2 separate regions of the Homo sapiens genome follow, and region 1 is linked to region 2. A link is an interaction called in ENCODE POLR2A ChIA-PET data of the cell type or tissue named here. Cell type or tissue: MCF 10A. All regions are shown on one strand. Each heading gives the region's core, and the rest is flanking DNA. Links, peaks and the distances in the headings are about the cores only.

Region 1 (4,411 bases), core at 275-4,274, 190 kb before region 2:
TTTATGAGACAGGCACTGTATTGTGCCCCAGAGGAAGGCAGTCTCCTGTATGCAAGTCTTTAGACCTCTTGCTTATCTGTAAAAGTAGGCCTTGGGTCTGGAACACTTCCTTACCAAGAGATAGAGTCCTCATGACCTGCGCTGGACTTACCACCTTGTGTGGAATAACTTTCCCTGTTTTGTTCTGCTGGAGCCTGTGCATCATGTGGCACCTGGTCAACCCCACTGTTATATCTATCCTCTTCCAGGAGGGGATGAGGTGCTTCTTCTGCAGCACAGAAAGGGCACCTATAGGCCAATTGTTCTGCATCAGCCTCCAGGAGGGACCTTCTGGCTTTGGGGGACTGACATGCAGTACTGACACTGACCTGGCGCTGTCCTTTCTCTATCTGAGGAGTAAAGTACTGACACTGATCTGGCGCTGTCCTTTCTCTGTGTGAGGAGTAAAGTACTGACACTGATCTGGCGCTGTCCTTTCTCTATGTGAGGAGTAAAGTACTGACACTGATCTGGTGCTGTCCTTTCTCTTTGTGAGGAGTAAAAAACATCGTTCCTTTGGGTATATACCCAGTAATGGGATGGCTGGGTCAAATGGTATTTCAAGTTCGAGATCCTTGAGGAATCGCCACACTAACTTCCACAATGGATGAACTAATTTACAGTGCTACCGACAGTGTAAAAGTGTTCCTATTTCTCCACATCCTCTCCAGCATCTGTTGTTTCCTGACTTTTTAATGATCGCCATTCTAACTAGTGTGAGATGGTATCTCATTGTGGTTTTGATTTGCATTTCTCTGATGGCCAGTGATGATGAGCATTTTTTCATGTGTCTGTTGGCTGCATAAATGTCTTGAGAACTATCTGTTCATATCCTTCCCCCACTTTTTGATGGGGTTGTTTGATTTTTTCTTGTAAATTTGTTTAAGTTCTTTGTAGATTCTGGATATTAGCCCTTTGTCAGATCAGTAGATTGTGAAAATTTTCTCCCATTCTATAGGTTGCCTGTTCATTCTGATGGTAGTTTCTTTTGCTGTGCAGAAGCTCTTTAGTTTAATTAGATCCCATTTGTCAATTTTGGCTTTTGTTGCCATTGCTTTTGGTGTTTTAGTCATGAAGTCCTTGCTAATGCCTATGTCTTGAATGGTATTGCCTAGGTTTTCTTCTAGAGTTTTTATGGTTTTAAGTCTAATATAAATCATGCTGCTATAAAGATACATGCACACATATGTTTATTGCAGCACTACTCACAATAGCAAAGACTTGGAACCAACCCAAATGTCCATCAATGATAGACTGGATTAAGAAAATGTGGCATATATACACCATGGAATACTATGCAGCCATAAAAAAGGAGGAGTTCATGTCCTTTGCAGGGACATGGATGAAGCTGGAAACCATCATTCTCAGCAAACTATTGCAAGAACAAAAAACCAAACACTGCATGCTCTCACTCATAGGTGGGAATTGAACAATGAGAACACCTGGACACAGGAAGGGGAACATCACACACTGGGGCCTGTTGTGGGGTGGGGGAAGCGGGGAGGGATAGCATTAGGAGATATACCTAATGTAAATGACAAGTTAATGGGTGCAGCACACCAACACGGCACATGTATACATATGTAACAAACCTGCACATTGTGCACATGTACCCTAGAATTTAAAGTATTAAAAAAAAGACACCTGCATGCATATTTTTATCACAACACGATTCACAATTGCAAAGATAAGGAATCAACTGATGAGTGGATAAAGAAAATGTGATGTGTGTGTGTGTGTGTGTATATATATACATACATATATGTGTGTATATATATATACATACATATATGTGTGTATATATATATACATACATATATGTGTGTATATATATATATACATACATATATGTGTGTATATATATACATTACATACATCTACCATGGGATACTACACAGCCATAAAAAAGAATAAAATAATGTCTTTTGCAACAACTTGGATGGAACTGGAGTCTATAATCCTAAGTGAAATAACTCAGGAATGGAAAACCAATATTGCATGTTCTCACTAAGTGGGAGCTAAACTATGGGTATGAAAAGGCATACAGAGTGGTATAATGGAAATGGGAGACTCAAAGAAGAGAGGGAGGGTGAGGGTGGTTAAGGAAAGAAAAATTATCTATTGGGTACGAGGTAGGCTACTCTGGTGATGCGTACATTAAAATTTCAGACTTCACCACAATACAATTCATGCATGTAACAAAAAACCACTTGTACCCCTAAAGCTACTGAAATAAAAAAAATAAAAATTTTTTTTTTTAAAAAAAGCATCGTTCCATCCAGTGCCTGATTGTGTTGTGTTTTCCTTGGTGACTCCAATATTAAAATCAAATAGGCAGAAATGCTGATTTCTACTTCTGATATAGGCAAGAGATGCCACTTCCTCCACAGTCCCTACTTTGCAAAAGAAGAAACTGAGTCAAAGAGTACTTAAGTGACTTGTCCAAGGTCACCCAGTGAATAAGAGGTTGAGATTCAATAGGCCAGACCTATTTTATTCAAAAAAATGGGCTTTAATCCACACTTTTCTCCCTATAAGCTTTTCTTATGTAACTTACCATTCCAATAAAGAAGGAATGTGGAGGATTCAGATGAGATTGCAGATGCCTATGTATCAATGAGCTTCATGAAGCTTTCTGTTTTAGCAGTATCTGTTATAGCCCAATATGCTTTAAACTGAGGCACTAGTGTGGCATAAAGCTAACTCAAATCTATTTATTGCTACAATCAAGAGGTTGACATGCTTTGAGAACATTCAAGTTAAAAGAACAGGAGGTGAAATATAATGAAAGAGAAGGATACAGAAAGAAAGGACTGAAAATATGATTAAATGTCAGAGAAGAATTCAGAAGTGGTGTTGTAGAACTCCTAAGTGCTCACACATTTTCATTAATCATACCATTGCAGGATACTATGAATTGTGATCATCTACTGCCCATTTATTTTTATTTTGTTTTTGAGATGGACTCTCGCTCTCTGTTGCTCAGGCTGGAGTGCAGTGGCATGATCTCGGCTCACTGCAAGCTCCGCCTCCCAGGTTCACGCCATTCTCCTGCCTCAGCCTCCCAAGTAGCTGGGACTACAGTTGCCCGCCACCATGCCTGGCTAATTTTTTGTGTTTTTAGTAGAGACAGGGTTTCACCATGTTAGCCAGGAAGGTTTCGACCTCCTGACCTCATAATCCACTCACCTTGGCCTCCCAAAATGCTGGGATTATAGGCGTGAGCCACCACACCCGGCCCATCACAGGTATTTTCTAAGTTGTAAGATCTATTTCCTCATTATCCTTCACACAATAAATAACTACCTTTATAAAATACCTAATGTGTGTGAAGTATCCTTGTACATGCTATTCATAACTATATCCCATCACCCATCATAATTTTATAAGGTAGGTAAAACTTTAAACTTCATTTTAGAAACATGATTTGGAGAAAAGAGAATGCTTATGCACTATTGGTGGGAATGTGAATTAGTTCAGCCCCTGTGGAGAGCAGTTGGAGATTTCTCAAAGAACGAAGAGTTGAATTACCATTTGACCCAACAGTCCCATTACTGGATATATACCCAAAGGAAAACAAATAATTCTATCAAAAAGACACATGCACCCCAATGTCCATCACAGCTGTCTGTAATGTTGGACTGGATAAAGAAAATGTGGGATGTATACACCATGGAATACTATGCAGCCATACAAAAGAGCAAAATCTTGTCCTTTGCAGCAACATGGATGCAGCTGGAGGCTATTATTCTAAGTGAACTAATGCAGAAACAGAAAACCAAATATCACGTGTTCTCACCTATTAGTGGAAGCTGGACACTGGGTACACTTGGACATAAAGATGGAAACAATAGGCACTGAGGAATACAAGAGGAGAGAGGCATGGAGCAGGACGGGAGTTGAAAAGCTACCTCTTGGGTACAATGCTCACTTCTTGGGTAACAGGTTCAATGGTACTCCAAACCTCATCACCATGCAATATACCTTTGTAACAAACTTGCACATCTACCCCCAGAATCCAAAATAAAAGTAGAAAAAGAAGGAAAAGATACCTGATTCTTTTTAAGCAATGTGGACAAGGCCCCAGAGCAGTGACAGTCCAGGGTCTGGTGCTCAGATCCGTCTCAGTCTAACGATTAACCATGTTCTTTCCACTTGTTTATATGGCTTCTATCTTATTCCTCTATGCTCAATGGATCTCTATACCTCTAGTTATAAATCCCATAATGGGCAGGGTAGGTATCCTGCTGGCTGTGTCACTCAATAGAAAACAAAGAGACAGAATCTACAAGGGCTACTAGGCCCACGCCTCACATTTGTTGGCCACAATAGGAATATATACAGAGGCTCTTGGCCCACAGCCTGCTCTCCT
Region 2 (4,411 bases), core at 294-4,293:
GAGGTGACCAATATTGTTCTGGTTAAAGGGTGTTCATGGCCAAACTCTATTTACCAGACTATGAGAGCAAATGCTGGGTGATTTAAGTAGGAGTCAAGACAGAACCACCAGCAGGAGGTGGGATAAATGTTAACAGAGAATGCTCCACACAAGACTCTAAGGCTCTACAAAGGGTTCTGGGCCTAGCAGAAAATAAGAATACAAAGATGAAGAGTATATAGTACAATGGTTAGGACTGTGGGCTCCCATACCGGAATGCCTGTATTTGAATCCTCTGTCTCTTCCACTTCCTAAGTTAAGGGACCTCAAGCAATTGACTTTTCTTCTTTAAAAAGAAGATTCAATTTCTTAATCTCCATAAGCGATCAGTGCTAAAACATATAGAATGATTGCGAATAGCAAAAGGATTCACATATTTAAAACATCTAGATAGGATTCAGCCACATAAGGAATAGTAAATTTTGTTTTTCATTGTCATTGTCATCACCATCATATCCCTTATCAAGGTACTAGATTGTGGCCGTGAAGCTTAGACCGAGAGATTAGATGGGGCAGGTGCTGATGGAGCCAACCAGAAACATTTCAAACCAGGTGCCACAGATTTAACTGTGGAATATCAGATACAAAAGTCTATTGGACAAATGAGTGTGTCCCAAGTGCCACTAAATTATGGAACCTAGTTTTCCAATAATTTTGCTGACCAAGTCAAAACTAGCTCAAACAAGTGATTGAGTAGATACAACTTTGGGAGAACTGGGACAAACCATGGGAACTTGATGATCTAACGGTCATCAATCAAGGAAAAAATATCACACTTGTCTCTTTCAAAGGCTATATTTTAGTCTGTAATGGGTCGTATAAATATGGGGAAATTACTTTTTAGTAGCAGATAATGTAGAAACAATAAAGAAATTAACTAACTTTTCAGAACCTTGTGGTTTGTATGCAATTGCATTTTTCATTATGTTCTTGTATCCTTGCTCTTTCTTAAGGCGGAATTACCTTTCCTCTTAGACAATAAAGAGAAATTGAACAACTGCTGAGACAATCATTTTCTTTACTAAATAGACATGAAGTTCCTCAAATAGTATATAAGAGAGATGATCTTTGTTTTACTGTTTATGGTGCCAGTCATCTGGCCTCTAAATTGACCTGCAAGCAGGGCTATACTTTGACCACTGTTTATATTCCAACCAGATGCAAGTGGAGTTATGAAAGACTGTCATAAAAAAAAAGAACTCAGGAAAATGCTCTCCATATTCTCTGTATCTCCTGTTGGCAAAACACATAATTTCCCCTGTTGTGATACACCTTAATCAAAATTCTCAATGCATTTGTTAATTCATAAAATATTTCTGAGGATTACTATTAGTCACACATGTGTTTGGCAACACCAAGGCTGCAATGAACAAGGAACATTTAGTCCCAGCCTTACAAAATCCTACTTTCTAGCAGATTCAGTATAAACAGATAACTAAGGAACATGTACATTTTCATTCCTCAGGTGAGGGAGGGGACACGACTAACATTTTTAGAGTGTTTATGGTGCCAGACACCACGCTGGACACTCTATAGATCTTTGGAGGGGCAGCTTATCTTTTTGCAGGTATACTCAGTCAACTACATCACCACTGTAGCTGCCTATCTAGCCTCAAAATCTTCAAGGAAATAAGTCCACAAAGCTTGAAAGGAACAGGACATCCAGAAAGCTCTACACATACTATCCTTCCTCCTGCACAGTGTAAACTTTGAATTCTCATTTTAGTAGCTAACCCACCAGAGAGCGATAACTTCATTTTGCTATGGGCTACAGGAGGTGAAGATAGAAACTGCATTTTGGAGGCAATGGCCTGAAGGTAGGTTATTTCCATGCCTAGACTTAGAACATGTTATCTTTAAACAGAGCAGGCAGGAGAAGGAAAGGAAGGAATATCAATTGATGCCATTGCCTTCACAAATCCTTGATGAACTGCTCAGTAGGGACTAAATAATTGGTAATAGCTATTGTGTTTATTGTGTATAGCTAAACCAGAAATGAGTGTTCATGGAAATGTCATTCTATAACCAAGAAAAAAATAAGGAACAATGATCAGTTTGACATTTTAAACAAGAGGCATATTTTCATTTGGTTCAATAAGAAAAGTTTCTAAGCAACGTTTAATTATATTTTACACCAGATTTCAGGTGTGCTTAATTGCAGTATTAACTTCTTTACCAAGGTCTCCTAAAATACACTTGGTTACTATTCTGAGAATGTCTTCAGTCTCTCTTCATGAAACTTGGTGAGACAACAAACAAATGATATGTCATCAAAATTAACTTGTTAAAGGGAACAAGAATTAAAATTATACCTTAAAAACTTTTCCATTTCTGAAAAGAAAAACAACGCACACTATTAAATTCCTGGCTCAGAAGGTGAACCAATATGAATCCTTTCTTGAATCTAATCAATCATTTTGGCTTGCTTGGGACTATAAGGTTTTGTGGACAGTGGAGTTTCAGTGTTAAAATGGCAGGGTTCCCAGAAAACCAGAATGAGTTAGTCACCTTCCTCTCTTCATAGATTTGTCGTGATAATTAAATAAAATAATGTCTATCAAAGGCATATCATAAAATACTTTGTACTCACAAGCATTGCGAAATGTCAGCCATTGTCAAAGTACTTACTATGACAGGTGTGGTGCTAAGCAGTTAGTTTTACAAGAGACCTTTCTGCTCCTGAATATCTCAGCTTGCATAATGGACGTCAGGGACAGCTCAGAGAGGGGAATGAGTGGAGAGCAATAGATATCCTTTTCTCTGGGACGGGATGAAAGGCATTTACATACAAAATTGCAATAGTAGGGACAGCTAGAGAGGGCTGCTTTGAGCCTGAGAATAGGCTCCTGAGAAAGATTTCAGGTGTGCTGAAAGATTTCAGGTGTGCTGAAAGAAAGAATGAGGGAAGCTAGTGAATTATCTATAGCTGAGTAAATTATAACGGATTACCATCACTAAAATATATTTATTTTATAGTCTAAAAGCAAATGTTATATTTTACATATATATGTAACCATATATAATAAATATATATGTAATAATAAATATATATAATTTTAAAAAGCCTCAACTGTTCCACACTAACTATACCTCTGAATCTGAATTTTCTAGGCTGTATATGACATAAGAAGTGTCCCTATTTCATAATGAGGCTTTCTTCAATGAGTAAGTGAGATAATTTATGTCTATCACTTTTCATGTTTTAAGTACTCAATATACCCATAGATTATTATCTTTTTATCTTTTTATAACAGTTTTATTGGGGTATAATCAACATATCATATAATTTAACCTGTTAAAGTGAATTATATTGAGTGAATTCAATAGTGTTCAGTACATGCACAGTTGTGCAACAGTCACCACAATTAATTTTAGAAGATCTTTGCCCTCCAAAACATCCTTCTATCCTTTTAGCTATTACCCTCCACTTTTCCCCAACACTCCAGGCCTAGGCAACCACTCTAGAGAATTGCCTATCCTGGATATTTCATGTATATTTCATTTAATTAAAATTAAACAATATGTAGTCTTTTGTGACTGGCTTCATTCATTTAGCATAATATGATGACCCATGTTGTATCAGTAAATCATTTCTTTTTATTGCTGAATAATATTTCATTGTATACATGTAATATCTTTATTTATAACTTGATAGACATTTGGGTTGTTTTCATCTTTTGAGTATTATAAATAATACTGTCATGAACATTCATGTGCAAGCTTTATGTTGACATATATTGTCTTGTTTTTTTTTTTTCTTTGAGACAGAATCTCACTCTGTTACACCAGCTGAAGTTCAGTGGCACAATCAAGGCTCATTGCAGCCTTGACCTCCCTGGGCTCAGGTGATCCTCCCACCGCAACTTCCTTAGAAGCTGGGACTATAGGTGTGTGCCACCATACCTAACTAATTTTTTTTATAGAGATAGGGGTTTCACCGTGTTGCCCAGGCAGTTCTGAAAGTCCTGGGCTCAAGCAATCCATCTGCCTCAGTCTCCCAAAGTGCCGGGATTACAAGTGTGAGCCACTGCACCCAGCACACAGACATATATTCTCATCTCTATTTTTTTTTAAATTATACTTTAAGTTCTAGGGTACATGTGCACAATGTGCAGGTTTGTTACATATGTATACATGTGCCATATTGGTGTGCTGCACCCATTAACTTGTCATTTACATTAGGTATATCTCCTAATGATATCCCTCCCCCCTCCCCCCACCCCACAACAGGCCCCAGTGTGTGATGTTCCTCTTCCTGTGTCCAAGTGTTCTTATTGTTCAATTCCCACCTATGAGTGAGAACATGCGGTGTTTGGTTTTTGTCCTGGCGATAGTTTGCTGAGAATGATGGTTTCCAGCTTCATCCATGTCC

Evidence for each region. Peaks named below come from ENCODE experiments on the same cell type or tissue, not always from the same donor. Only the 100,000 strongest peaks of a DNase experiment are listed, where the experiment ranks them.
Region 1: POLR2A ChIA-PET joins it to region 2 with 5 read pairs; 2 of 35 experiments call an interaction of 5 or more read pairs at or near these places.

Annotation. Positions count from the first base shown.
Region 1 is chr4:21,198,519-21,202,929 of GRCh38, forward strand. The region is part of intron 1 of KCNIP4 (potassium voltage-gated channel interacting protein 4); the gene reads right to left. Among named protein-coding and RNA genes, the nearest start is that of MIR7978, 260 kb to the right of the region's middle. In MCF 10A, for the core only: no CTCF peak of the experiment used is centred there; no DNase peak of the experiment used is centred there.
Region 2 is chr4:21,385,203-21,389,613 of GRCh38, forward strand. All of the region lies in intron 1 of KCNIP4 (potassium voltage-gated channel interacting protein 4), which reads right to left. Among named protein-coding and RNA genes, the nearest start is that of MIR7978, 77 kb to the right of the region's middle. In MCF 10A, for the core only: no CTCF peak of the experiment used is centred there; DNase peaks (open chromatin) are centred at 1,389 and 2,609.